Linked DNA regions of Homo sapiens: region 2 is linked to region 1. Evidence: chromatin loops called from intact Hi-C (ENCODE). Cell type or tissue: dorsolateral prefrontal cortex. All regions are shown on one strand. Each heading gives the region's core, and the rest is flanking DNA. Links, peaks and the distances in the headings are about the cores only. Region 1 has its middle 60 kb from the start of PELI2. Region 2 holds the start of LOC102723670 (a long non-coding RNA gene).

Region 1 (15,489 bases), core at 3,626-11,625:
ATAGGCCGTCAGAACAACTCCTTCCTCACAGCCAGATTGCATTGAGTCCCACCTGAATTGGTGAGAAACTTTAGCCCTTTAATTTTATATGAATCCTCCCTCTTCCCCCAACTCGGTAATGGGAGGACAGTGAGTGCCATTAAAGTGTGGTTGTTTTTGATGTCTACTCTGAGTCTGTGCTTTTGTGTAGAAGAAAAAGGTCACACTTCACTTCCGGAATTAGAGAATGGATCTTAACCACACTGGGAGACTTAGTTGGGTGCAGGGCTCCCCTCAGCTGTGATGAGGGAGCCTCGGCTTATGATCCAGCCTTCCACTTACTTATCCAGCCTCTGCAGTCAGTGTCAAGCCCAGAATCTGCAGTCTGGGCCCTGGCAGGTTCACAGAGGTGCCCCTCTAGAAATGGAACTTGGCCCTTGTCCCTCTAGGCACCTGTGAAGGTGGGAATCCATTGCAGTCATTGTTGGGGAAACTGGAATGATGCCACTGTACCTTGAGGCCAGAGATCTTGTCACCACTCTGGCAAAAAGAGAAGAATGATCTTCTGTATTTTGCCCAAACACGGAGGCAGGGAAAGAGAAGGAAGAGTTGTCAGGAAGGGTTATCGAGCCCGAAAGTGCTGCAGTGCTTAATATACAGCCATTCAGTTTCACAAAGCTAAGCTTTGTTTCTACAACAACACATGCTGTCACCTGCACTAGGTCGGGATGACTCTGGTATCACCTGTTGGACCATTTCTGAAATCCCCTTCCATTCTGGTTTCCTGGGCCAGACTCCTTGTTCCCTGTGATAACTTTTCTCTGAAGACTTGAATGTCCTTCTGGCTCCCATTGAGATCAAGCCAGCCCATCAGACATGGCTGCAATTCCCAACAGTGGACAGGATCAAGTCCTTTGTCTTCCCCAGGAAGCTTCAGTCCCCTTGTAAATTAGTGGAAGGGAGAGCAAATGTCAAGGGGAGGAGCAGAGTCCAGTCCTACTTACCAGAAGCTTCAAGGGCTGGTTAGTGCCTCATGGAGACTCTGTTGTCAGCAGGTTACCCCTTGTTTCCCTTTGGTTTCCATTTGATTCTAACATGAACTCTGTGAGCTGGATAGTATCTAGATATTCCAGTTGGGACTCAGTGAATTATAAGTGAAATGGTCATTTACAGAAGAGAGAAATTAGTCAGAGAAGGTAAAATGAGCCGCATTTTAAAAGAGAAAGATTTAGAAAGTAACTGTGAAAAGTGACATTTTAAGTTCAGAGTGTTTAGGGAGGGTTAATAGCCCAAGCAAATAATTCAAAGACAGAATGAGCTTGGTACACATAGGGAGAGAGTGCACAGACAGCCCTGCTGGGACAGAACTTATGATGGTCCAGATTCAGATAAGTGGAGTGAGGCCTGTCTCCAGGGGTATCCAAAGTTAGGCAGGTGAGGCAAAGGATGTTATTAAGCAAGGACAGAAAGATCTCCTAGTATAAAAATTCTGTGGGCTGAGGACAGGGCCAAGAGAATGACAGGAGAGAAAAATCTTGGGGACAGTAGGTTGGAAGTTACCGCAGCAACTCAAGCAAGAAAGGCCCAATCTAGGGTGGGAATAGAAAAGAAAGGACAAATCTGAGGCATTTCAGGATAATAGGCCACAGTAACAGACAGAGGATAATGAGGATGTAAGAGTCTAAAGTGTGCAGGATATAAATGGGACTGTAGAAAACAGGAGCCATTTTGGAAGGAAGAACCAATTATCTTTGGGACATGTTACACTTGAAGCAACGGAGCAGTTTGAAATCCAACAAAAGATAAATTTTTAAAGAAAGTATCTATTAATTATAAAGTTGGAGTTGAACTCTTGAGAAGAGCAATTTAAGACTTAGTTTCTATATTATAAAGTAGCCCTTCAATGTCTGAGATTTTCCAAGGTAGACCTGCGTGAAGTGGTCTCAGGAGTTCGGAATAAGAGGACAGTCACAGGATAACATTCTGTACTGTGGGATGATCATGTGGAATGTCATAAGACCAGAAGACAAAGTGCTACCATGGAGAGAAGTAGCTTATTCATTTGTTATTCAGCCATATCACATCAGAATCAGAAGTATGGATACCACAGTTAAAAAGAAATCAAGTTTCTAAGGTCTCCAGGGCTTTGACTATTATTTCAGTAAAAGACATAGTTTAACTAAAATCCCAAAATATTGTTGGGAAACTTGAGCTAGAAGTTAGAGTTGATTCAATAACATAATGAGAAAAATTGCTCTTCTAATCTGAACTGTGTTCTGGAAAACCCTTTTGATTTACTGGACATCTTGTAGGTTTTAATCATGCAAAGGTAATCCTGGAGCTTCAGAAATTTGAGTGGCTGCATATTAAAGGCAGTGTTGGGTTTGGCATGTGGATTATCTGGAGTATGAGGGAGTGATGAGCCCAGGGGTGGGGCCGGTCTGAAGCATCTCTGCACAGCATGGTGAGTGTAAAATCTTGGTGGGTGAGAGGCCAGCAAGGATGTGTAATGTTCAACTTAAAATTGCTTGAAATATTATGTTTAAAATATCTCCTCTTTGGAATAGACAAAAAATTTCTGAAGACAGGACTTAGAATATATAAACCATAAAAGAAAAAATTCAATAAATTTGACCTCATCAAAGTTAAAAACCTTTGCTCATCAAACAACAGCATTAATGAGATGAATAGACAAGCCACAGAGCAGGAGAAAATGTTGGCAGAATATATACCTGAGAGAGGGCTTTTATCCAGAATGTATAAAGAGCTCTTATAATTCCTTAGTAAGAAGACAGCTCAGTAAAACAGGCAAGAGACTTAACAAACACTTCACCAAAATAAGATATATGAATGGCAAATAAGCACATGAAATGATTTTCAACATGAAATCATAGGGGAAAAGCAAATTAAAACCACAGTGAGATACCATTACGTGTCTGCTAGAACATCTAGCACTAAAAAGACTGCTAATTGTAAGTGTTGGTGTGGATGTAGAGAAAGTAGCATTCTCATGTTGTGCTGGTGGGATTCTAAAATGGTACAATGATTTTGAAAAGTAGTATGGCAGTTTTATGAAATTAATCATACCTAACACACGGCCCAGCGATTCCCAATCCGGGGTATTTTTTCCAAAGAAAACAACACATGCATCCACACAGACTTTTAAATAAATGTACATAGCAGATTTAGCCATACTAGACAGACAACTCAGTAACACCAGATGTCCACCAACAGGTGAATGGATAAACATTTTGCAGTACAGTCATACAATAGGATACTACTCAGAGGGGAAAAATACTTAAGTACTGATACTTAACAACAACATAGATGAATCTCAAAAACATTGTGTAGAGCAAAATAAGCCAGACACAAAAAAATACATATGGTATGATTTGATTTATATAAAATTCTAAGACAGACAAAACTAATGTATAAAGACAGAAAGCGGATCACTGGCCGTCTGGGACTAGGGGTGGGGTGGGGAAGAAATTGACCAAGGGGCCAAGAGAACTTTGTAGTATGATGGAAGTGTTCTATATCTTAATTATGGTGGTGGCTACAAAATAACTACCTGAGTAAAACCTCAGCGAACTGTACTCTCAGAAGGGATGCATTTTACTATGTTTAAATAATATCTCTATAAACTTGATTTTTAAAATCTTCTTTTCTTACCCCAAATATTCAGTAAAGTACCTTCCACATATAAAGCCTTGTAAGTGTTTTTGGAAATTCAAATATTTACATCAGGATTAATGTGGTGTCGAATAAAATAACACATTTGAATTAGTGAGAGCAACCCTAAATTGAATGATTTAAGCAAGGTCAGCCTCTTTGAGCCCACAGTAAAACTGAGAAGATAAACTCACACTCTGCCATGTCCTTTCACCACCACTTTCCCAGAAAGTTACAGAAAGCTCAGGGCGGGGGAGATTTGGACCTCTACGAGACATAGAATAAGGATGCAAGGCAAACTTACCTCCATCTCAAGGGGCAGGGAGATCCCAGCTGCCATGTGGGTTATATTAAGAATAACCTTTACTGGGCCATTCTGATATGGCTTGCTGGGTTTGGATATGTGTTTGAAAACTTTGTGTGGAAGCTTGAAGAATTTGGACAAACTCTCAGTAATTTTTATTATGTACTCACCAATGAGATCCAGTGATGATGTTTAGTCCAGTCATGTTTGTTTTTTTTTTAGTCCAGTCAATTTTTTTCCTGCCCTTTGTAAAGGCTTCCAAAACCAATCTTTTCTCCCCTTCTCCCTTCCTTGCCCTTTCTCTCTCTCTCTCTCTCTCTCTCTTCTTTCTTTCTTTCTTTTTTTGAGACGGAGTCTCTCTCTGTCGCCCAGGCTGGAGTGCAGTGGCGTGGTTCAGGAGATTCTTCTGCCTCAGCCTCCTCAGTAGCTGGGACTACAGGCACACACCACCACGCCCAGCTAATTTTTGTATTTTTAGTAGAGACAGGGTTTTATCATATTGGCCAGGTTGGTCTCGAACTCCTGACCTTATGATCTGCCTGCCTCGGCTTCCCAACCTCTCCCTTTCTTTTTCATTATTTCCCTCTCCTTTTCCCTTTTCCTTTCCCTCTTCCTATTTTCCCCTTTCTCTGCCTTCTCCTCTGTGCCTCTTTTCTTCTTACTTTCTGCTTCTCCATACCTTTTCTACCTTTATTTACTTAAATATTGTTTTATGCAATACATTTGTCGTTCTAGTAAAAAGACCATTAATTGTGTAAAATAAAAACAAACAATGATTCTACAATATTAAGCATTATTTTTGTTTATCCCCAAAAAGTGAAAGCTGGACTTCAAACAATTTGTTTAAAGGGCAGCACTCATGAGAGTGGCTTGGATCCAGACTTCGCTGAGTTATTACCAGAAAAAAGAAACACAAAAACTGACCAAAGGCCTAGCTAATTTATGAATGAGAGCCTTGAATCAATTCACACAAAGAACGTAGCCGTCCTCACACTGTTCGCCTGTCGCTACTTGTAAGTTTGTAGCATTTCATAGTAAATAACAACAGATAATGTTACTCCAGACACAAGTGCCCAGCGGACTCGCCTACCAGGGTGGCAGAGGACGATAAGTGTTATTGTTGTGTTTCTTTTGTTGGGATTTTTTAAAGTCTGAACTTGGTAAAACTAAAAACACATAATCAATTTTGAGACAGACGTAAAATCTTCTCGGCATTTCTCTCTCAAGAGAGGACAAAAATAAGCAGCCTCCAGTGCAAGAAATGACTGTGGTTCCATGGAAAGCTTTGACTCTGTTTGCCTTCCCCATCCATTCGAGCGCTCCAAGAGCAGCGTACAATTATGGAGAAAAACCCTTTGCAAACTTGTTCTGAAAGGGTTATTTTGGGGAAAGTGTAATTGAAAAAAATCATGGCCAGTTGGTTTAGAATTTGCTCATGTAAAATGCATGTGTGTTTGCCTTCCACAATGCACAAAGGGTTTCTGTTATAAGCCGCCCTTGTACCAGTGAGGAGGGTTGGCCTACTGGCAAATTTATCAAGGGATTTCTCAGATTAAGTACTGTTTGTCTGTGAAATCTTTTGCAGATAGTGAAATTATTTTAGTTCACTCTAGTATCCTCCAGATTTGTATATTAAAAAATTGAACCTATGAGTTGTTACAATGCTAGGATCTAATTAGACACACTATGCAGATATGGCTTTTGCAAGAAGCTATGACATCCAGCTAATGTCAACAAGCTTAATTTAAGAATAAAGAAAGATGTCCCAAATAATCTAATGGTTTCTGGCAGGAAACAGGTGAAGAAAAATAAAGAAGAAAGGATGGAAGAGAGGAAGGGAGGGAGGGAGGGAGGAAGGGAGGGAGGAAGTGAATGAGGGAGGGAGGAAGGAAGAAAGGGAGGGAGGGAGGAAGTGAATGAGGGAGGGAGGAAAGAAGGAAGGAAGGAAGTGAATGAGGGAGGGAGGAAGGAAGGAAAGAAGGGAATGAGGGAAGGAGGGAGGGAGGAAAGGAAGGAAGGAAGGAAGGAAGGTTCCTCTCACATTGAAATTAGAAATTTTGCTGGAAAATGAAATCCATTCTTCGGCCACCAGAAGCATCCATTTTCAGCACATGGATCACTGCTTCCGAATAGGGTGCCAGCTGTGTGCCATACATGCTGTTGGCAGGGAAAGATTCTGCTTTGAAACCTCAGGTTGGTGTCATATCACCAGAAGATCAACCAACCTGGAAGGCCAAGGATGTCATTTATCTTAAAAAGACGAGATGGGAAAGGTGAGCTCCCTAGCCCACAATGCTCAATCATGTGAAGGAAATCAAGTCCCTCCTGTAGGTCCCACCAGCATCCACCATGGCGAAACTCTGGGATAACAGTGATGTAGAACATGTGGCCAGAATGTGCTTTCCATTTCAGTGCAAGCTCCTAGAGGGTAGGGCACACACCTCTGTCCCCGCAGGGGAAAATAATAATAACTGGAGTTCGAAGGGGGAAACTGGGAATGCGTCAAGGTCAGATAGGAAGCTAGAGGCTGAGCAGGATTTAATCCGAGTCGTCTGACTACAGGTTCTTAACCCCCATTCTACACTGCCTGCCCTGTATGGGGAGAGGGGCAGCATTAGGAATGTTTGTTATTGACAGCTTCCAATTTCTAGGATTCTTTTCCATGATCCATTAGTCAACCTCCCTTACTTTATCGCCACCCCCAAATAGTAGTACAGACAAAGGCAAAGATGTCCCTGTAGGTTATACAGAGAAAAAATAAGAAAATACTTGTCTCCCCAGTACCAGCAGCTTTTCACTGCAGCAAAAGCTTGAAGCTCTGAAAAGTAACGAGAAAATGGGATGGGGAGGGAGAGGGGCAGGAATGAGATAATCAGCATGCAAGTTACAGGATGCATTTTTCTGTTTACCCAGGAATGTCTGGTTTGGGCTTATCTTGATCACTCTTTGTGCTTCTTTTAATGTAGACAAAGGAAGCTGTGAAGCAGAGAGCTGAAGAGAACTCCAAAGGTATTGGACATAGCCAAAAGTCTAAGGGATTTCAGCTGAAATCCAATAGGAGCAAGAGGGAGAGGGTCATTATTTATGCTCTTCCTAAGCTGGGGAGGGGAAGCGGGTTGCCAGGGAGAGAATCTGCTCTGTGTATCTGATTCCATATAGCTAGCATTCCAGCTCCAGCCCACAAAGATTGGTGAATACAATGATATATTGGAAGATAAATCATTGCAGAGTCAACGGAAAGAAAAATCTTACCTCAGTGTACAGTTCTAACCCCAGGGGAGCACATCTACTGTCCATTAGGTATTCACAAAGGTAAACAGATTGTTATAATGGCTGCAGAGCACAAAGGCTACAGGCCATCAAACAAAAGGACTAAATGCATTGACATCAGAAACCTCTGGGAAGGGAGTCGTTAGCTGTGAACAGGCAGCAGCTGGTGAGACAATGTCCCCGTAGTCCCCAGAGCAGGAACTCAGATGTACCACCAGCAGTTGTGAGTTGCTTAGTCTTTTGTCAGTCTCCACCTACCACCGTTTCTAGACCCCAACCCCCATCCCCTGCCCCAATTCCATCTCTCAAATCAACCTTTGGACTTTAATAAAGAGACGTGTGCAATTTTAACAGGTTATTAAAATCTCCAGTCCCACCTGTGCAGACTTGCCTTTTTACTAATCGTTTTTATAATCTAAGACTACCTCACTCATCTGGTAAGTGTCAGCGATGATTTGTTACACAGGTGTGTGGTTAGAGTTTCTGCAGAGAAACGTCCTAGGTCAAACCAGTGTAGCCAGAACCCTTCCAAGAGACCAACTCTGGGCAAAAACTGCTTTTCAAAATGTGGAATCAAAAATTTTCTTTCATAGTAATAGAGCAAAATCAAAGAACAGTTTGGAAAGAATTGTTTTTGTAATTGATTTAACTATATATTCAAATATTATTCAGTAGTCGTGAATATTTTTCATAGGCCTACTTTGTCAGGATGACAATTTTTTTTTTCTGCAAGGTTTGTGTGAGAAACCCTAATAGGAAAAGTGGGATTAACTGATGGTTTTGACTTACTCTCTTTATGTACTTCCTGCATGGAACTGGGAACAGAGTATGGGTGGCCTGCAAACCGCAATATAGGCTAAACCTGTGTTTAACAGATCAATTTGATGAGTATCAACATTTTTTTAAAGTGGGACAGAATGGAATAGAGAATATCAGAATTGATTGCATATGGTAAGAGTAAGTATGTTTTTCACGAAGAGCTTGCTTCAGTTTTGTGTGTTTATTGGTTCTTAAATTTGGTATTTATGTGGATCTCATAAAAAATTTGAAAGCTACTGTCTTGACAGACAGCAGAGAAAATGGCAGTTTCTGTTAGATGGAGAGAGGTTGGATTATTCAGGATGTTGAATATCAAGATAAGGAGCTTGACTTCATGTAGAATTCATTGTACCTTCTTAGGCAGAGAAATGATATGATAAAAGTGAAGTTTTTAAATGAGTTTTGCAGCGGCATGGGTGATAGCTTGGGGGAGGGGGCTGGATATAGAAATGAGAATATCATTGAAGGTTCTCAGAACAGAAACTAATTCTTGCTGTCTTGAGCATAAAAGGAATTTTTCAAATGGATTATCACATCACTCACAGACATGCTGGAAGATTAGAAAACCAGGTTTAGGAAATGAGCAGGAGTGAAGGGGGCTGTATAGCCAGAGCCATGGTTGAAATCACTTCCATGGAATTGGTCTGGTGAGGACACCCATAGCACAGTGGCTGACCACTGGGCACTGAGGCTGACCTGGTGTGCTAGGACCTCCTGTGTGACACTAAAGGCATCCACTGCTGTTGCTGCCAATGCTGCTGCCACCTAAGATTTCTCAACTGTTTCTGCCCTGTGCGTCACTAGCCCCAGACTTCATATCGAGGATGGATGCTTCTGATTAGGCAACTGAGCTCCAGCTGCAAGAAGCTGGGAGACGGATGAGCTGCCCTTCTGGGCTTCTGCAGCAGGAAGCGGGCTCTATCTCCTATCAAGATTCACACAGTGGAGAGCTGTCTCAACACAGGAAGAGGAGCTGGTTAATCATGGACTAGCTAGACTATTATTGCAGTATTCCAGCTGAGGTGGTGAGGGCTTGGACTAGGATGGTGACAAAGAAAAAGAAACTGGAAAGAACTAACCTGAGAGAATAATGAAGGAAGAGGCAGACTTGGTGATGGATTGCATATACATGATTAGCGATGGGGAATGGAAAGAGCTAACTCCAGGCTTCTGTCCTGAAGTTGATGAAGAGAGACTGTTTCTGCCCACAGATGTAAGAACTGAGAGAAGAGGAAACTGTAGAAAGATTGTGAAGCTGTATTAATGGGGACAAAGGGCTTAATTGTTTTTGGAATTAGCGGCCATGGTGAAGATAACTCCTTCAGCTGGTCCCAATCTTTGGGATCATCTGCAAAAACTAATTGTGTATCATTGTCTTGAGTGGCTCTTCTATATAGTGTCACTGGTGCTCTCACATTTTTGTGGGTTCAGGATTTCCTAAATCAGTGTTCCTATGTAGCCTTGTAGTCTGCATTCTAAACCCTTTCAATAGTTATTTTAACATGCATTTGGAAGACTCGGACTCAAAAGAATCTAGAATGCTTCATTTCTTTTAAAACTGTAACTTTAGCACCCACAAGAATCTCAATTCCCACTGAGATTCAGCATGTTGAAAGACACAAGCGTGTATTTATAATGCAAACACGCAAGCCCAGATACACACTAGATAGTACATCTATGTGGTTATTCACTGCCCATGCTTTCCCCTTCCCAGAAGAGGAGGTATTCTCTATCTGTCATGGCTCAGATACCCTTCATCCTCCCCATTTGAAATTAGGACTGGAACCTCATAGCCATGTATCTACTGAGTTGATGTGCAACCTTGCTCATTTGCATCCTATGTCTCACCACAGCTTCTAATACTCAGTTAAGAAAGTGCAGCAGGCTAAGTTGTTAAGAGAAGATGAAAAGACCAGACAAGAGAAGGGTTCAAGTCAGTTGGTAGCAGCTTGCATCTAGAAGAATGGATCCTAGATCATTGCTTTCCTGGTATCCCTTCTTCATGCATCTTCCCCACCTCCTCTCATATGCAGAATTCATCCTATGTGGTTCACATTTCCTTGCTTTTAAGATGAAAGCAAGATATCAAAGTATCCCTAATTCTAAAGTTTTTATTTTCCATTGGACATTGTGATCTCTATACTTCCAAAGTTCCATTCTTTTCCTTGTATTTCAGACAAAGAAAGTGAGAAATTATAAATGAAGGATTGAATTTAATGGGAGTTAGGTGAAAATCAAGAGATTTTGGGTGAGAGTAATTTTTTCACTTCTGGAATAATATTTTAAAAGACCACAAAAACCACAAATGTTTCAGTGAGTTCAGAATGAGTTCCAATCAATTCTTTTATTTTTGCAGCTTTAAAAATTATACCAAACATGTCACTCCAGATCCAGTTTTACCTTTCTCCTAAACACAGGTAGTGTTTTTCTTTTCGCAAACAGGGATTGGAGATTGGACATTACATTCATACCCCACACCTTCTTAAATCAAAGGAAAGACACAAACAAGAAGGCTGGAAAAAACCCAGCTGTATTTTATTTGATTCAGTAGTCAAGACGTAGTGATACATACTGGAACACACTCAGAATCTTTGCACACAGGGTCCCTTCTAACTAGAATTTTTTCCTGCTCCCCCAGGCCATCCTTCATCTCATTAATTCCTACTCATCCCTCTAAGATCTCAGCTCAGATGCCATTTCCTCAGGGAAGCCATCCCTGACCTCCAGGTCGGGTCAAATCCCGTGGTGTCTTCTTTTCATAACATTCAAGTTTGCACATATAGATCTCCTTTTCCACTACATACAAGGGCAGCAGTATTTCTTTTTGAATTGTTTATATGTTCTAGTATCTTACACAGTGCTTGACATATAACAATTGCTTAATAACTATTTCCTTAATGAATGGCTCGTGAGTCAGAGTTTCTGAGTTCAAATTCTAACCTTGTTCCTAATGGTGCTGTGTGACCTTGGAAGAATTGTCTTCTTGTCGATCTTGATTTCTTCATCTATAAATTGAAGATTTGGGGCTAGATAATACCTTAGAGGCTTCCACTCTGAATTTCATGGTCTTGAAATGTTATGTGCAAATAATTTTTTGGTAAATTAAATAATATTAAAATTTGCCTTTAAGAAAAATTCAGTAGTAAATTCTTTTTTTTTTTTTTTTTTTTTTTTTGAGACGGAGTCTCACTGTGTCACCAGGCTGGAGTGCAATGGCGTGATCTTGGCTCACTGCAACCTCTGCCTCCCAGGTTCAAGCGATTCTCCTGCCTCAGCCTCCTGAGTAGCTGGGACTACAGGTGCATGCCACCACGCCCAGCTAATTTTTGTATTTTTAGTAGAGACGGAGTTTCACTATGTTGGCCAGGATGGTCTTGATCTCTTGACCTTGTGATCCAACTACCTCAGCCTCACAAAGTGCTGGGATTACAGGCATGAGCTACCATGCCCGGTGTAGTCAATTCTCAATGATAGATGAGGGAATATACTTCCTCACCAGTTGAAACATTTTATTAGGAGAGGTAAACTGATTATTTTGAGCTGATGGGGAATGCTTATTTTGAGATGTTTGACAGTCTCCTGTATTACTTAGGTTATCAGTTCTTAGGAAATTCAAACTGGGACAAATTATTGTGAATTGAAGTGAGAATAGGGGACCATCTATTAAGGAGAAATGAAAGGGCTATTACAGGGCCAACTGATAGGGAAAATAAGAAAAGAAAATATTTATATATACACACATACACGTGGATTCTGCTTTGCCTGGGTGGCTAGTGAATCCTTTTGAAAAGTGAATAGTTGTATGCAAAAGTATTTTGTACGTTCAGGTATTCATCTAATGAAATTTGGAAAGCCATGTCTAACCAAGCACATTTTGATCTCTGTGCCCACTTCTTTGTATCAAATTCTGCATTCTACAACCTTAAAGCCAGCTTCTAGAAAGATGCTCTAGTTGAAGGTGGAGACTGAACCACATGAGGCCCTAAGCAGGAATGCATTCCTGCTTCAGATAATGACAGGAGAAAATATCCTGTGCCTATATTTGAAACTCGGACAGAAGGCTTTGTCTTAGTCCATTTGTGTCGCTATAACAGAATACCACAGTCTTTGTAATTTATAAAGAAAAGAAACTTATTTCTTGTATTTCTGGAGGCTGGAAGTCCACAGTTGAGGGATCCACATCTGGCGGGGTCTTTGTGCAGCATCGTCCCATGGTGGAAGGCAGAAGAGCAAGAGAGTGCAGGATTGCAAGAGCAAGAGGGGGCGACAAACCCACTCCCATGATCATGACATTAATCCATTCACAAGGGCAGAGCCCTCATAAACTAATTACTTCTTATTAGGCTCTACTTCCCAACACTGTTGCATTGGGGATTAAGTTTTTAACACATGAACTTTGGGGGACATATTCAAACCACAGTAGTTTTTGACACTTTGCCAATGTCTTTCATAAAATGTTTGTCTAAAAGTGCAACTGCAGCCCAACCATCTCTGAAATGTATCTCATTTCACTTTAGGACATTCATCATTCTCTGTTCCTTTCTCTGCTCTGCTTTAATCTCATAGGGGTTTTCATTAAAAACTGATGTGAGGAGCAGAAGCCATGTCAGTGTTATGAATGGACTTCTGATAACATCTCCTATTGGGCTGGAAGGGAGATGCTTGCTGAACTGACATGCTGGGTGAAAAGCAAACTTGAGCTGCGAACCAGATGGGGAGCAGTAGGTGGTGATTGGATGCTGAGAGCTGGCATTGTATCAGCACTCCTTGGGTTCAGTAGCTCAGGCCCAGAGTCCAGTGCCCAGTTAGAGGGATGAGCAAGAATAGGGGCCGCTGCCCTCAAGAATCAATGCCATTCATGGAGGGAAAAAGAATAGGACCAGGCCAGAGTGCCCTGCTCCAGGCCTCCTCCTGTGTGTTGCCCTCAGGGGTGTAGCGCAGTTTCCTCTTAGCTCACAGTGACCCTTGAAGCCAAGGCAGAGATTTCAGTTCAAGATGCTCAAAGGTTGTCACTTCCTGCTCCCTCGTCATTCACATTTCTCCTCTCTCAGCAGGATTCAAGCAAAGAGGTAGACATAGGTTACTATAGCAAAATAATAATAACTAATAGTGGTTGAGTGGTTCTGGATCAGGCAACGTGCTAAGTGCCCTATATATATTCATTACCTCATAAATGCACATAGCAACCTTATGGCGTAGAACTCTTTTCCAAGTGAGAAAATCAAAGCACAGAATGGTTAAATAACTTACTCAAGGCCTCAGGCTGGTCAATGGTGGAGCCAGGGTTTGAAATTGAGATATATGACTTTGTAGTGTGAACAGATGCTTTCAAACATCTAGTCAAGGCACTTAACACATCAAGTAGGTATAAATGGATACATGGGCATGTGGCCTCGATCAGGCCTTACAGTTGACATAGTAAAGATTAGACACTAGTCCATGTCTTTGCATAGTTTATATTACCATATCTTATCACAAAGATCCCCCTTGTAATTTTAGACATTCTGAAATACTAAAAAAAGTAAGAAAATCATTTGCTCAAGATCAAAGATCAATTAGACTTATGAATGAAATCAGGCCTGATAAAATTTCTGCCATAGGAAAACTTTTTTTGCTTCTAGGACTGATGTTTGGGGGCTTATCAAACAGGAATGGGAACATCCAGAGATTTGGGGCATGATTTTAAAAGATTGTGGTCTAGGAGTAAAAAAAAAAAAAAAAAATCTGAGTCTTAGACTAGTGCTGCCTCCATTCAGCCACCCTGGGACTTTGAGCAAAGCTTTTAGAACTGGGTCTTGGGATTCTCATCTGAAAATTGAGGGGTAATTGGATCAATGATTCTCCCTTAAAATCACCTGGAGAGCTGCTAAAAATAGTAATGCCCTGTCCCAATCCAGATGATTCTGATTGAATTTGTCTAGAGTGGGGCCTAGACACATAATTTTTTGAAGCTCCCCAGGTGATGCTAACATCAGCCTGGTTGAGGAAACTGCATCTGATGGTCTCTTATTTTTCTGGTAAACCTAAAATTCTCTGAATTTGCAATATGGAGTCACTGAGCTAGGAGACAGGCAATTTCCCAAGGAATTTTAGGGTGATTTTCATCTCAAAAGACAGAAGTGCAGAAGGTTGAGTGAATATATATATATATATATATATATATATATATATATATGAACAATTTAAACACTTATCTGGTACCATTTGTGGATTGGAAGATGTGTGCCTTAGGTAGTCTTTTCCTTCTCTCTAAACTGACATAAACAAGTTAGCTAAAATCCCTAAGATGTTCTAATCTGATTTCAGCCTCTTGTGGCAAACTATGAAGTACATTGTTAAGAACAGAGCTAAGGTTTGAAAGCACTTAACAGTGAAAGCTGTGAAACAGCCTGAACAAGAGAGTGGGAAAAAAGTATTTGCTTTATAAATATACGGCCTCAAAGTCTTTCTTGCTGAGTTGCTGAGTCTTTTTTTTTTTTTCTTTTGAGACGGAGTTTCACTTTTGTTGCCCAGGCTGGAGTGCAATGGCGCAATCTCGGCTCACTGCAACCTCCGCCTCCCAGGTTCAAGTGATTCTCCTGCCTCAGCCTCCTGAGTAGCTGGGATTACAGGTATGTGCCACAGGTGAGTCATTCTTTAAATTAAGCCTGGTTCAGAATTCTCTTAGAAAAGAGGGTGAGCAAAGGAATAGAAATCATTCTATTATAAAGATACAGGCACACATATGTTCATTAGAGCACTATTCACAATAGCAGAAACATGAAATCAACCCAAATACCCACCAATGATAGACTGAATAAAGAAAACGTGGTACATATATACTATGGAATACTATGCAGTCATAGGAAGGAATGAGATTATGTCCTTTGCAGGGACATGAATGGAGCTGGAAGCCATTATCCTCAGCAAACACAGGAACAGAAAACCAAACACCACATGTTCTCACTTATGAGTGGGAGCCGAACAATGAGAACACGTGGACACAGAGAGAGGAACAATGCACATTGGGGCCTGTCAGCGGGGCAGGGGGAAGGAGAGCATGCGAGGCTTAATACCTAGGTGATGGGTTGATAGGTGCAGCAAATCACCATGGCACATGTTTACCTATGCAACAAACCTGTACACCCTGCACATGTATCCTGGAACTTAGGATAAGATAAATTTAAAACAAAAGAAAAGGGGGTGAGGAGGACAGACAGGAAATAATGTTAATATATGATGTCAGTGGTGTAAATATTTAACAACTGCTTTCAAAACGAAAGGCTCTGATGTATAGTATTTGTCAATTTCTGTGGTGTAAATGCTCCCACCATGGCTAATTTCAAGCTAGCAACCTGATGTCACTGAATGCAGAGTTGAACGAGAGACATACAAATGGCTCTCATGAACCATTATAAACTGCTCCAACACACCCTACTTAGGTTCATAAAGCAGCATAGTGTGAA
Region 2 (15,489 bases), core at 4,283-12,282, 120 kb before region 1:
ATTTAGTTTAAATCTTCAAGGTCTTGGTCTATACATCATTGAGAAAGAGCTGATAACATTTTTCACTATGATAGTAAATTGCATATTTCTCTTTATAGTTCTATGAATTTTTGATTTACATATTTTGAGGTTATCTGATTAGGAATACACAAGTTTAGAACTGTTATCTTTTCCTGATAAATTAAACATTTATTTATATATATTGACTCTCTGTCTCTAATAATGATTTTTGCCTTAAAGTCTATTTTTGCCTGCTATAAAATAGCTATACTACATGTTGTTACTACTTGCTTAAGTATATAATTTTTAAGTTTTAAACTTTATTGTGTTTTAATTTTGTGTGTTTTTACGTAGCTCAATTTTATGCCCCCCACCCCCTGCCCCCCCGTCTGACCGTCTTTTTAATTTAAACTTAGGGAAGTTGGTCCATTTAGGTTGATTGATTTACTGATGTATTTGAATTCATTTCTACCATCTTATTTTATGCATTTTTTTCTTTTCTTCCCTTATTGCCTTACAGTAGTCCCCCCTTATCCATGGGGAATATGTTCCAACATCTCCAGTGGATGCCTGAAACCACGGATAGTACCAAACCCCATATATACTATGTTTTTTTGATTTGATAACCAAGATGGCTACTAAGTGAATAAGGGACAGGTAGTGTATACAGCATGGATACACTGGACCAAGGGATGATTCACATCCTTGATGAGATGGAGCAGGACAGCTCAAGATTTCATCATGCTACTCAGAAGAGTACACAATTTAAAACTTATGAGTTGTTTATTTCTGGAATTTTTTATTTAATATCTATGAACAATGGTGAACCATGGTTGACCATGGACAACTGAAACTATGGAAAGAGAAATCATGAATAAGGGGGGGAACTACTGTATTTTAGATTATTTAAGGCTATCATCCATATTAAAACTTTTTCATCTTAGTTATAGTCTCTATTTCTATGTTTTTCAATGTTCACCCTAGACTTATTATTATTATTTGAAACAGAGTCTCGCTCTGTTACCCAGGCTGGAATGCAATGACGCAATCTCAGCTCACTGCACTCTCTGCCTCCCAGGCTCAAGCCATCCTCCCACCTCAGCCTCCCAGTAGCTGGGACTACAGGCACACACCACCATGCCTGGCTAACTCTCATATTTTTTGTAGAGATGGGTTCTCGCCATGTTGCCTTGGCTGGTCTTGAACTCCTGGGCTCAAGCAATCCACCTGCCTCCGCCTCCCAAAGTGCTGGGATTACAGTTGTGAGCTACTGCATCCAGTCACAAATTTTAATATTCATATTAATTCAGTGAAATCTAAAGTTAATCAATATTTTTCTCTTCCCCCAGAAAAATGTGGGAAATTTAACTCCTATCACACTCTGAGACATGTACTATTTTCCAGTATGTTTTCCATAAGTTCCCAAAGTTAGACATTATTATTGTTTTAAATAATAGAAATCTGACAGTTATTTGTTCTCAACCCTTTCAATATGTTATTCTATCCTCTTCTGTTATTATTGGTTCTGCCGAGAAGTCAGGTGTTAAGTCAGTCTAATGTTCTTTTATAAGTAATTTTCCTTTTCTCTTTAGCAGATTAAAATATTTCACAGTATAAGATCTTCTGTTTGACTTTGGTGTTCTAAAATTTAACAATAATTCTAGGGTTTTTTTTGTTTGTCCTCTTTTAATTTACCCTGCTTGGGATTCACTTCTTGGGCTTCTTGAATATGAAGACTTGTATCTTTTATCAGTTCTGGAAAATTCTCATCTGTCATCTTGATATAGGAGTTAAAAAGAAGGTATTTAGGCTGATAGTGAGGGTAAAGAAGTCCTTGATAAAGTTTTCCTTTTAATGAAACTGGAAGCCATTAATTATCCTTAGCAAACTAACACAGGAACAGAAAACCAAACACTGCATGTCCTCACTCATGAGTGGGAGTTGAACATTGAGAACAGATGGACATAGAGAGGGGAACAACACACACCAGGGCCTGTTGGGGGTGGGGAGTGAGGGGAGGGAATTTAGAGGACAGGTCAATAGGTGCGGCAAACCACCATGGCACACGTATACCTATGTAACAAACCTGCACATTCTGCATATGTATCCCCCTTTTTTTTTAAAGAAGAAATGAAGAAAAAAATTATTATAAGAAAGTAAAAAAAGTTCTCCTTTTAATGAAAAGAAGCCCCCAGATAATTTTCTTTTCTTACAAAGAGCAACCTGTAAAATCAAGCTGCAGACATAGACAAGCAAGCTGGAAGCTTGCACAGGTGAATGACGGCAGCTGTGCCAATAGGAATAGGCTACCTGGGACTGGGCATGATCAAAAGGGCAGCTCCATCTTCCCTTCTCTTTGCCAGCCGTGTGTACAGTAAGGTGCAGACAAGATGGCATTGGCCAAGTGGAAAGTCCATTTGCATAATAAGATTAAGATGGGTCAACCAGCCTTCCCCGCACTATGTAAACATCAGACCTGGTCAAAACCAATCTGTGGGCCATAAATAAATCAGACACTGCCTCCTCGAGCCTGCCTGTAAAATCTGCTGTGGTCTGCTGCAGGCTGCCTTTTCCCTTTTGGATGCCCGTCTCTCGCGAGAGGGAGAGAGCTGCTCTCCTTTCTCTTCCTTTTGCCTATTACACCTTTGCTCCTAAACTCACTCCTCGAGTGTGTCAGTGTCCTTAATCTTCTTGGTGCAAGACGACCAACCCCAGACACAATGCCCCTTTAATCTCTGAATATCGCCTCTTCCCCATTCTCTCTGTTATCTCCTGGAACTCTGGTTAAACCTTCTGTGTCCTTCATTTCTCTTAATCTCTCTTCCAGGTTTTTCATTTTTTTGTTTCACTGGGCTAATTTCTGTGTAATTTTTTTCAGATCTATTTTTCAATTCTTGAATTCTCACTTTAGCTATGTCCAATCTACTATTTAAATTACTCACCAAATTTCTAATATCAGTTATGGTCTTTGTGTTTCTAGCAGTTGTAGTTTCAAAAATTTTGCCCATTCAAATATAATAATCTTTTGTTCCTTAGTATCTTTAATTCTTCTTTTTCATTGTTAAACATCTTAAATATATTTGTTTCATATTTCATATCTTATAATTTCTGTATCTTTCACCTTTGCATGTCTACTTTTTTAGTGATTAGATTTGTTTTTCAGTTTGTTTCTTCAGACGATAGCTCACAATGGCTCGTTTCCTTATGTGTTTTGTGATTTTGTTGCTGTGATTGTGGTTGTTGTAAGTTCATTAATTCTGTGGGAATTAATTGAAGCCTGGATTTAAAATGCATCTCTTCTAAGAGGATTTGATCTGTTTCTACCAAAGGCCTTAGGAAGCTATACTCCAAGAAAATTTTAATCTAAATTTTCAATGTGAGATTTTTATGGAAGTGCTAGTGCAAATCCTTATCCCAAAATCTTCATGACAGATACTTACGGTTGTTAGGGATTCTTAGAGGAGATTTTTTGTCTTTATTTTCTTCTCTACTAATAGTCAAGGCAAAAACAATTTATATCATTTTCCAATGAAAGATGAAGATTTTTCCCCTAGTTTACCTCTGAGGGTCTGTCCTTTTGGATGTTCTGGCTTTTTTTTTTGGGTGGAGGGCAGTGGGCTTCATTCCAACCTCACATAATGCTGGAGACCCAGGCTTTTCTCCTACCGTGCCCCACCCCACCACATCTTCAGTCCTTTAAACCTAAGTTTCAGGACATTGGAGATTAACAGTTGCCCCAGACAAGTGCTTCAGTGCTCTCTTGCCTCTTAGATTTGTGTATTCTCATTGATTTAGATTTCTGAGGATTTCTCTTACTTTTTTTTTTTTTTTTTACAGACTTAACCATGCCCTTACAAGGTGTTTTCTTGTATTTTCATCCTATACTTTTAGATGTTCCATACTAGACAACTTGTCGGCCATATTTCTGAATATGGGAGTCTTTCCTAATATTTTTTAGTGTACATCCTTAGAATTTGATTAGAATGATTCTTTGTAACAAAACAAAAATCCTTAGCATCATATTCTTCCATGACTGACTTAACATGGCCTTCAAATGCTTTTAAGCTGTCTCATTCAGCTGTTGAAAGCTTTCTATCACAGGCACTCTGCCTATCTAAGCCAAGAAAGGCAAAAATGTGTCATTTTCCCTGGTAACTCTGAATTACTGGTGTGGCTAACCGAGTCTAAGGTAACGTTCATCATCCCCGCTTCCTGGGATTCACACCCTTGTGTAATCTCCTTCCTTTGAGTGTGGGCAGGATATGTGACTTGCTTCTAACCAACAGAGTACAGCAAAGGTAATGGGATGCTCCTGATTACACAACATTGTAATGTCTGTCTTGCTAGAATACTGTTTTCCTTGCTGGCTTTGAAAAAATAAGCTGCCTTTTGTAAGCTGCGTATGGGGAGGGCCACTTGAGGAGCTGAAGGGAGCTTCCAGCCCACAACCAGCTAGAAACCGAGACCCTCAGTGTGGCAGCCTGTGAGGAAATGGATTCTGCCAACAACCACCTCAGCTGGGAAGTGAGTCCTTCCCCAGTTGGGCCTCAAATGAGACCTCAGCCCTATAAGATGTCTGGATTGCAGCTTTGTGAGAGATCTTAGAGCACAGACTGCTGACCCACAGAAATTGTGTGATATGGTTTGGCTGTGTCCCCATCCAAAATCTCTACTTGTAATCCCCATAATCCCCACATGTCAAGGGTGAGACCAGGTGGAGGTAATTGAATTATGAGGGTGGTTTCCCCATGCTGTTCTCATGATAGTGAGTGAGTTCTCATGAGATCTGATGGTTTTATAGGTGTCCAGTAGTTCCTCCTGTGTTCATTCTCCTTCCTGCCACTCTGTGAAGAAGGTACCTTGCTTCCCCTTTGCCTTCCGCCATGATTATAAGCTTCCTGAGGCCTCCCAAGCCATGTGGAACTGTGTCAATTAAACCTTTATAAATTATCCAGTCTCAGGCAGTTCTTTATAGCAGTATGTAAAGGGACTAACACACTGTGAGACAGTACATGTGTGTTGTTTTAAGCCACCAAGTCTATGGTGTCAATAGATAACTAATTGGATATTAATTAGTTGATACAATTGATGATGGCCATTTTGAAAAATGTTATGGGCCAGGCGAGGTAGCTCATGCCTGTAATCCCAGCACTTTGGGAGGCTAAGGTGGGCGGATCACTAGGTCAGGAGTTTGAGACCAGTCTGGCCAACATAGTGAAACCCCATCTCTACTAAAAATACACAAAAAATTAGGCAGGCATGGTGGTGTTCACCTGTAGGCTGAGGCAGGAGAATCGTGTGAACCCAGGAGGCAGAGACTGCAGTGAGCCAAAATTGTGCCACTGCACTCTGGGGTGCAGTGGGTGACAGAACGAGACTCTGTCTCAAAAAAAAAAAAATGTTATGAAGTTGAGTTTAGGCTCAGCAGTAGAGAGTTGATGATCAACTGGTCATGCATGCTGGGGTAAAGAATCAAGCAGGCGACACCAGTGCCCATTACTTGTCAACCCAGGCCTAACCTATCAGAGGTGTTTACAGGATTGTCTTAGTTTCCCTTTGAGCTGTCCAGATCCTCAGTAATCTGGGAGTCCAATACGTGGCTCACAGGCCATGATTCATTAGCCAGAATTTCTTAAACTTCTTTAGCTAATACAAAAGAACCAGTGGGGACTTCACTTGACTGCCACCATTTATAACTGATTACCACCAGATATCATGTTAACAGATTTGGATTAATTAGGAACGGTAATTTAAGAAGAATGTAATTAATTATGTACTTCTGAACCATTTGATTTTAATTCAGCTACATTGGGGCATCATAAAGAATGATAGACAAAAAATAAGGTAATTTGAAATAAAGACTCACCATGGGCTTAATTAATATTTGAACTACATTCAATACTCATACCAAGTGAAGAACCTCTTGACTCACCATTATCAGTAAAAAAAAAAGTCATGAAAATGGATTTCTAAGCATGATGCACATTAATTTTAAAAAGGTTGGTGCACCTGACCTAAAGATATGGGCACTCTCTCTAACATTTTTACAACTTTCCTTTCTTGCAACATGTGCAAAATGAAAGAGAAATTATACAAGTATCCCTTTGTTAAGAAGATAAATTTTTCAAGATCATGTCCTCTTGACTCAGAAGGCAGTGGTTCCCCAGTTACTTTAGTCAGTTAGAGTGAATTCTTGCTCATTAATAGTGATCAAGCTGAGAGATTTTTGCATGCTGACTTCTTCTGGTGACTTCTTATCAATGATTATAGCTAATAAAGATGGGGGAAAAAAGTGTTTTTCCTATTCACACACATTAGTCACCTGACACAACACCTCTGCCACCAGATGTGTGGGGTTTTTCTTCTTCCTCTTCTTCTTCTTTTCCTATGCACTAAGCAATTCTCCAGCAGATACCAGCTGACTATCTTATAAATCAATTCAATTTTGAAACTATCTACCTGGAGATCAAGTCAGATCCCACAGGTTAAGGGCTGAATCCCACATGACTGCTCCCATTTCAGATGCCAATATAAAGTCCCAGGTTGTGATTTATCCTTCTGACATACTACCCAGGGTTCCCTTCATCCCTTTCTCAGGTTGGATTAACTTGCCAGAGTGGCTCAAAGAACTCAGGGAAACACTTTACTTACATTTACGCATTTATTGTAAAGGATATTACAAAGGAGACAGATGAACAGCCAGATGGAAGAGACGCCTAGGTGAGGCATGTGGGAAGGGGCATGGCACTTCTGTGCTCTCAAGATGAGCCATCCTCTAGCCATCTCCATTTGTTCTGCTATCTGGAGGCTTTCTGGACCCAGTCCTTTAATTTTCTTTCTTTCTTTTTTTTTTTTTTTTTTGAGATGGAGTCTCACTCTCTCACCCAGCCTGGAGTGCAGTGGTGCGATCTCAGCTCATTGCAAGCTCTCCCTCTCAGGTTCACGCCATTCTCCTGCCTCAGCCTCCTGAGTAGCTGGGATTACAGGCACGTGCCACCATGCCTGGCTAATTTTTTTTTTTTTATTTTTAGTAGGGATAGGGTTTCACCGTGTTAGCCAGGATGGTCTCGATCTCCTGACCTCGTGATCTGCCCGCCTCGGCCTCCCAAAGTGCTGGGATTGCAGGCGTGAGCCACTGCGCCCAGCCAAGTTCTTTAATTTTCTTATGGAACTTTTTTATGTAGGTATGACTGATTACATCATTGGCCATTGGTAATCAACTCAACCATCAACCCTTCTTCCCTCCCCAGAGGTTGGAGGGTGCGGCCAAAAGTTCCAGCCTTCTAATCCTGCCTTGGTCTTTCCAGTGACCAGTCCCCAGTTAGCTAGGGGCCCCCAGCCAGCAGTGATTTCATTATCATGCAAAATACATTCTTATCACTCCAGAGATTCCAAGGGTTTTAGGAGCCATGTGCCAGGAAACCGGAGGAACACTAAATGTGTATTTCACAATATCATAATACCTTACCTGCAACTTGTATAAAACGCCTCTGCTACTTCCAGAAACTTTTTCAAAGTGAATGTTTCTCATTTTAGAACATTTTAAGATAAACAGAATTTCCTCTGCTTAGCATATAACAACTGTCTAAACACTATTATCAAGTGAATACATAAAAGAATTTAGTTTTATACTAGCAATGTAGTACTTGCAGTGTTTTGCGTACTGTGAGAAGATTAAAAACACACGTACACACACACACACATTTTTTTTTTCCTTTCCTGTTCACATTATTCCTGCAAGCGATTTACGTTCCTTCTTTTTACAAATGAGTAAACAAGGTCAAGTAACTTGTTGTAAGTCGCACAGCTAGAACATGGTGGAGCAGAGATAGGAATACTTGTTGATTTGACTGCAAAGCCTGAGATATTTCCATTCTGTCACATTGTCTCCAGAAATTAACCCAAAAACCTACTGTCATAAGTCAAATGCTTTCACTTATCTGTGTCCTTGCTGACCCATTAGCACAGCTAGTGGGCAATCTCCTAGCACTGCCCAGCTTTGATGTTGAATCACATCAGGACGGAAACATATCCTCTCTTCCATCTTGCACCTGCTCCTTTAGTAATGTTCCCACATTGGCTGACCTGGGAGGTCTGATTTGGAATGTCAATTTCAGGGAGCCCAGTGCTCAACAGCAGGCCTGCTCTGTGCTCTCTGCTCCCTACTTTTGCATAACGGCACCAAATTGCCTAAAATATCCACAATGGAGATTTGTCCTAAGAAGTGAGGACTGGTCAGCTGTATGACTATCTGGCTAGGTTGGTGTTTAAACTGTGATAATCATGGAAAGACACTTTGTCCCAAGTCTACAGCACTAAGAGGATGAAGCATATTCACTTGCTTATTGATTGGTTTTTATTATTTAATGACTGCCTATTGAGTACTTAATGCAAAGAACTTTGTTAGATGCTCAGGAGCATAGAGATGTGCAAAAGCTGAGTGAGTGAGAATGGTGGCCTGGGGGAGAGGAGAAACTGTTATGGAAGTCAGTTGTCTTAAGTGAAGAACCAGTGGAGCTGTGTGAAGATTAGGCAAGAAAGCTCTCAGAGGCCTTTTGTGACTGAGCCATACTTATGCAGGCAGGCCCTGCCACTCGGGAAAAGGGTAAGAGAAGACGCTGAACAGCCAAGAGACAAGACAGTGAAGGGAAAGGAGCTGTATCCTGGTTTGCCACCATCTTGACATGCAACATTGGATACGTCCCCTCACCCATCTGATTTTCAGTTTTTCATTCCCAGTGATAATCTCCAGCCCTCTTCCCTTCTGTCTGGCAGAGAGCACATATCTGGGGCCCACTTCTAGACCTGCTGGCGACTGGCCCAGCCTTTGTGCCTACTTCCCCAGGCAGGCCTGTGCTGAACACATGGGCATGGCTGAATATTTACTGTCATGCAAAGCAGCTGATGGTGAGTAATATACCACGGCTCGCTCATTCCCTTCCAAGTCATGTTCAGTGAAAAAGCATGTGTGCAGAAAAGTTCAGAGTAGTTTCATGGCATACCCAGGAGTGCTTGGGAATGGCTGAAAGAGCTAGGGACTGCTTACCATGTCTGGCTGCCAGCTGCCAGCTGCGAGCTGCCAAGCCTAGGGTTTCACATCTGAGCTGGGTTTCCTAAGCTCGGCCGTAAGCCCGTGGGCAGAAGACTGTCTTCGTGCCTAAGAGGAGCTGTATACAAACAATGAATCAGTGTCACGACGGTTGGCTGGAGAAAATGTGGCCTGTGTCCAAGATGAGTGCCAACAAGCTGGCACAAGTGGGCCTGACCCATCAGCAAGAAAAGCTTTGAAAATCTGAGGATTCAGGGATTAGGGAAGAGAATCTTGAATTCTGTCCCAGTTGCAACTTCCATTCATTTGACAAATAATTTTTGAGCCCCTGCTACATGTCAGACCTCTTACAGGCACATGGGGTACATCAGTAAAGAAAACAGACCAAGATTCTTGCCCTTTTGAAGTTTACAGTCTATAGGAAGGATAAATGATAAGAAATAAACATAATGAATCAAGGCATTTTACCGTATATCAGAAGACAAGTGCTTTGGAAACCAAGAAAGAACTAGGTAAGAGGGCACCAGAGTGGGGAGAAGGCAGTAGGTTGCAGTACTAGCCTTTAATTACTTTTATTTACTTTATTTAATTTTCTCCTGCAACCAGTGGATACCCTCAAATAGAACCATTTTAGAAGTTTGAGCATTTAGGTAAGAGAAGGAATTTGGGATGGGATTGGGTATAATGGACAGTTATGCAGGGAAATGAGAAATATCAATGGACCAGACCACAGAAGAGGGTTATCTCCAGAAATCTTGCAAAAACCCTTTTCTCAGGCTTGGTCCACCACTGCCTCCAAAGTGTGGCCCTTATCCACTGTACCATACTCACCTCCCAGAACCTGGGACAGATGAAGTGTGTCTGTCTGTCTGTGTCGGGGGAGGAGGGCAGGTAAGCACAATTACCATGTCAATCAGGGCTGTTTTGGAGACATACTTTCAAATTTCACTTTCCTAGATTTTCTGAGTTAGAGTAACCATCTGCAAAGAGTTGTCTATCTTGTGGACTGCAAGGACCCAAACATGGGGCCATCTATTTGATTCTCTTCACATAAGAGAGATGAAGGTTTTTTCAATGGACAATTGCTGAGGCTGGAATTAAGTACTGAATGTTTGTTTGCCACCAACATTCTTACATTGAAGTCTTAACCCCCAATGTGATAGTGTTTGGAGGTGAGGCCTTTGAGAGGTGATTAGGTTTAAATGAGGTTGTGATGGTGAGGCCCCACGATGGGATTGGTGTTCTTGTAAGAAGAGGAAGAGAGTGGAGCTCACTCTCTCCTCCACGTGAGGACACAGCAAGAAGGTGGTCCCTGCAAGCCAGAAGAAGGCCTTCACCAGAAGCCAAAACTGTTGGTCTTGATCTTGAACTTCCCAGCCTCCAGAATCACAAGAAACAAATGTCTGTTGTTTAAGCCACTCAGTCTGTGGTATTTTGTTATAGTAGCCCAAGCTGACTACAACAGCTAGTATTGCAAACATTTGTTTGAAGAGGTAGACATAAACTCCAAATTCCAAAAGGGGCCCTAAATTCTAAGAGAAAATATACACTCCAAATTTTAGACGTGTTCTCTCGGGACTTCCCACAGAATCTTACTGAAGGTTAGAAGACAAAGATTTTAAATAAATGGTTATGGGTTTTACGAGAGTAGGATGGTGAGGGGAGGTGTTGGGCAGGTTTTTACTGAACAGGAGGCCAGTGTTCTGAGGGCCCCAGCCCAGCCTGTCCCCACATGCTGAGTGCCCTGAGGTGATTCTGCCTCCTGCATTGCTGAATGCAGGTGGATGCAGGTGGCATGCTACCACTGCCTTGTGGATTGTGAGCAAGATCAGGCTCTCCCGGAAGAAAAGTGATGGAGATAATTAGGGATGGAGAAATAGGAGGGTACAAGTCCCACAATAGCGGGTACAGTTAAGAATCAGATAAATAAAAGTTGTCACTGATGGTATCTGAGGAAAACATTGGTGATCAGAAGTGTGAAGTGTGAAAAGAGGGAGGTCAAGAACAGATATTTTTCAAACAGAAAGAGTAAAGCAGCACTCTAAGGTAGGAAAGTCTCCTTGTATTGACCAGCGACAGGCGCAAGAGGATGTTCTGGCCTGGAGCAGTGGGGCTCATGTGTGGACACCTGACCAGCACTAGTAAAAGAGTCTGCTTTGAGAGGGTGAAAAAGCAGATCAGGAAACCCAGGGGCCTTTTCTGCCATGGCTGTGCTCCCTTTGAAAGGGAAGTTTGGCAGGAAACAGTTGGAGGGCAAGAGTCTCAGAAATCCATGTCCCAGGTGCTCAGGAGAAGCTGAGATGGTTTCTAGGCTTCTAACCTGAACCAGACCCAGTGTCACCCTTGGAGGGTGTCCACATCCTCCTGAAAAGAAGCCAGACCCCCTCCTTAACCTAACTACAGCCATGAGACAAGGGATTTAAATGCTAGGAAGGGTAGCATAGTCAACCAGGCCTTGGAGCTTGTCTGATCAAGAGGTTTCTTCTGAACACCTACTCTGCTCTGATGTTTGCTTCACATGTGCTTATGCTGAGCTTGCTAATAGGGGACTTTGTTTTTGATTAATAAAACGAAGACGAATTCCTGGTCATGAGTGGCCAGGGCCTCAAATAGCTTGTCCTGTTCTCTATCTCAGGGACTCTTAAATGGCAAGTCACCGTTCTGAGAGGGATAAAGCGGTGAACAAAGTTTTGGCCGCAGACTGTGGCAGCAGGAGTGGAACCTGCTGAAAAGAACCCTAGATAGAGTGGTAGGCAATTCATATTATAGGTGGTGGTATGTTTTTGCTTGTGGCACAGAGCAGAGAATATGGACGGTGGAGTCAGTCCAACCTGGCCGCAAATCTTGAACACTGTCATTTCCTTGTGTTTTCCATACCTGTATTATTGTTTTCTTGTTGAAAAACTTCAAATAACACTGAACAGTATAAAGTTAAAATGAAGATTCCTTGAGTTATTCCTGCACTCTTGTTCCCAAGGGGGAAAACAGTGTTAAAATTATTGGGTGTTTATCTATCTTTTTCTATGGCATTGCCTAACCATGACTCCAGCCATCAATATGGATTATATAAATGCATATAGTCTTGAGCTTTTTATACACAAGTGGAATTATACAATACATACTGCCTGAAACTCTCTTTTGCTTACTATAGTGATAATTAATTCCACATCCATATATATGGATATGTCCCATTTTAAAAGCTGTGTTGGATTCCATCCTGAGTATTGCTCATAATGTATTTGACAAGCTCTCTACTAATGGTCGTTTTAATACTTCCACTTTTTCTTTTTGCTATTAAAAACCATGCTGCAAAAAATCTCATGTATCTATATATGTGTATACTTGTTGAGTATTTCTGCAAGATATGTTCCGAGAAATGGAATTGCAGTGCTGACGAGTATGCACGCTTAAAATGATGACTATATTGCCAGATTTCTCAAGGAAAGTTGGACCAATTTGTATTCCCACCAATAAAGAATGAGTGGCTTTTCCCTGCACCTTCCGCTGTGTTTTTATTGCCATTATTTACAGTATGTGGCGGATACTCAGCCCCGCACTTAGTGTGCTTGTTGGACATGAGCACTGAGTGTGTTCTCTTTACTGTTGTTACAGAAACTTCCTGTAACACCAGCTCACTGTAGCACAGCTTTGGATCCACAGCCCAGAACTTTCTGCCTCAGTGGTAACCATTATGTGCAGTCAAAGCCCAAGGCCACCCTTGTTCACATGACAGCTGTCATTGCACAATTCTACACCATAAATTTATGCCAGGGAAAATGTGGGCAATATATTTTTCCTCCTTATCTACTTTAAAGCCTGCTAGCTATCGGGGAATTTTTTTTTTTTATTTTTGGTTTGGCTCCAGGTGTGGCCAACATTGCCAGGATCTTCTATAAGATTTAGCATTCCTATTTGCTTTTTTTCTTGGCCAGGATTGAAGGCAAATAACCAGAGGCAAGAGTTTCTAACAGATCTTTCTCTCATCAGTCAGGGATGGGGTAAGGATTGAAGAAAAGGCTCAATGTCTCCACTCCCCCACTTCTGCACCCCCCAACTCCATCCACAGTGATTAAGAGGAGTGGAAAGGGACCCCTCCCATCTCCAGTAGACAAAGTGGAGCCCAATCTCCCCACATCTTTGTAACTAGAGCAGCATTTCTTGCCTTGATCTGTTACGTATTGGGTTTATATTTAAGATTTAATTTGTCTGCAAATGTTCCAATGCTTTACACTTTTTTTTTTTTTTTTTCAAATGATTGGTGGAAAACAGAAAAGAAGCCTGTCTCCAGCTTTGCTCCCTGATTGATTCAGCTCTAGGGCTATTACCATAGTAATAGCCATCAACCTGCCCTCCAGCCTTCCAGCCCTGCTCTCAGATACTCTCCTAGGGGGCCCAGTTGGCCTGGTTTGGGGTGTCTAGGGGCCCTCCTTCCCTGCTCAGCACTCCACTCCTTTGTCCAGTCTTACCCTTTGCTCCCAGCATGTCATTGGATGGCATAGTTAAATCCCCTATTGGCAGTTGATGGTAGCACTAATTCTTCCGCCTTCTGGTCCTAATGTTTGTCTCCCTCAGTTTTGTGGGTCTGCTGCCTCTACCCCTACCTCACCCCTCTAACCTGATTGATGCTTGAAGACTCCCATCCCACTTTGTTCATATATGACAAGGTTGTCATTTTTACTAAGAGAGGGAGGGAACCACAGACGTAGAGAAATGAATGAATTTCCAAAGTACACATTTCAGATCCTGACTTTAATCCAGCCAAAGATTTGGCTGGCATTGATTAAATTATATTTATAGCCAGTCTCTAGATTCTTTTCCCCACCTAAATCTTGACTTGAATATAAGAAGCACAGATTCAGGGAGAGCCTAATAGTATACACATGTCAAGAAATCTGGGGTGCTATGGTGTGTCACCATTAGTTGCATTAGGAATCCCGAGTCCTTAAATTCAATATGAAGTGGTTTTTGTTTGTTTGCTTTTAACATTGGAGACTGCTTTGTGGAAAAGACTATTTAATTTGTTAAATGTGCAAAGCCAAAAACTGTTATTTTTTTCCCTTAGGCCGTTGAGTTCAGCTTATGGTGATGGAAAGAGAGATGTCAATAATTCCACATTTTCTGGCTTGCATTGTTTGATGAAAGGTGACCCCATTCCCTGAGTTAAAGAATGCTGAAAGAAGACCAGGCTTGAGGAGGAAGGATCATGCATTTGCTTTTGGACCTGTAGAGTTTGAGGTAATTGTAAGATATCCCAGTGGGCATGTCAGGTAAGCAATTGGATTCACATTCTGGAGCTCAGAGAAGGGATCTGGATTGGTGGTATAGTAAGTATAATGAAATAGGTACAGTTAGGTGCTATGGAAAGAAATCTTAGATGTCACACATGCTCAGTGTACAAAAATGAGATTTTCATCTTTTGTAGTAACATTACCCTATAATGATATAGTGCTTTCCAGTTTGTGTAGCCCTTTCAGATCTATTATGTAATTTGAGCACCATGACACCTCACTGAGAATTACTATTTACATTTTACAGTGGAGAAACTGAGGCTCAGGCCCTCAAGTTTTAGAGAACTTGGTGGAGTACACTTGACTCTCCACCTCACCAACTCATTCTCTCCTCTAGTTTCTCTGCCATACCCAAATGGGTATAAAAATAGAAACCCTATATTAATAAATATGTTACAATACTGTTTAACAAAATCCTATCCAAAGAATACCAGGGTTACAAAAGAGTGTGTTTGCCTTTATATGTGGAAGTGATAAGTTCTCTGAATATTGGGATGGCTACTCTGTTCTATGAAGACCTTCCCCCCAGGGATAGCATTATACCACATAGAGACAGTGCAGGGCAGGCACTGCTCAGGTTCATTTCTCCCCAGTTTTTCCAATAGTTTGCATTGATTTTTCTACTGTCTGAGTTTTAAAACCTCTGAAATTTTTGGTCTCATCCTGTGTTGTATTTTCTAGTCCAAACCAAATCCAGGAAATGTCATATGATCATATAAAATCTTTTCATGAGTATAAAGATGTGGGATGGGGGTGTGTGTCTTTATTTTGTCAGAAAGTCTTTGCCAATCCTTAAGAAACTGGTAAGTCTCAAGTGATACAGACTCCAAAAAGGTTTTTTTTTTTTTAAGAGAAGTTTCTATTTATAATGTCTCATGAAGAAGAAAAAAAAGATTTAGAAACCAATAGGAAGCAAGCCTCTTCTTGTCTAGAAGTAAGGAATCATGACCATAGCTGATGTGCCACATCCTCTCATGGATGATTTCCCCTATAACGTCCTTATTTTAAAACTCAGGATGTTGCTGCTCAGAGGGGTAAACTGACTTTCCTGTGGCCACAGAAGTACTTAATTAGAACAGGGTTTCATGGCTCATGACTTGGCCCATCTTGCCACAAGACCCCCTCGATGGAAGCAGAATTTCATGTGGCAAC

The links. A loop is a pair of places that touch in the nucleus more often than their neighbours do. Peaks named below come from ENCODE experiments on the same cell type or tissue, not always from the same donor. Only the 100,000 strongest peaks of a DNase experiment are listed, where the experiment ranks them.
Region 2: it touches region 1 in a loop (3-fold over the local background); 1 of 110 quality-filtered maps calls a loop at or near these places.

What each region holds. Positions count from the first base shown.
Region 1 is chr14:56,050,305-56,065,793 of GRCh38, forward strand. No RefSeq gene overlaps it. Among named protein-coding and RNA genes, the nearest start is that of PELI2, 60 kb to the right of the region's middle. In dorsolateral prefrontal cortex, for the core only: no CTCF peak of the experiment used is centred there; no DNase peak of the experiment used is centred there; H3K4me3 peaks cover 1,133 bases; H3K27ac peaks cover 1,854 bases.
Region 2 is chr14:55,929,529-55,945,017 of GRCh38, forward strand. LOC102723670 (a long non-coding RNA gene) reads left to right here and starts at 13,918. Exons shown (of 4, transcript XR_007064181.1): 1 at 13,918-14,284. In dorsolateral prefrontal cortex, for the core only: no CTCF peak of the experiment used is centred there; a DNase peak (open chromatin) is centred at 9,143.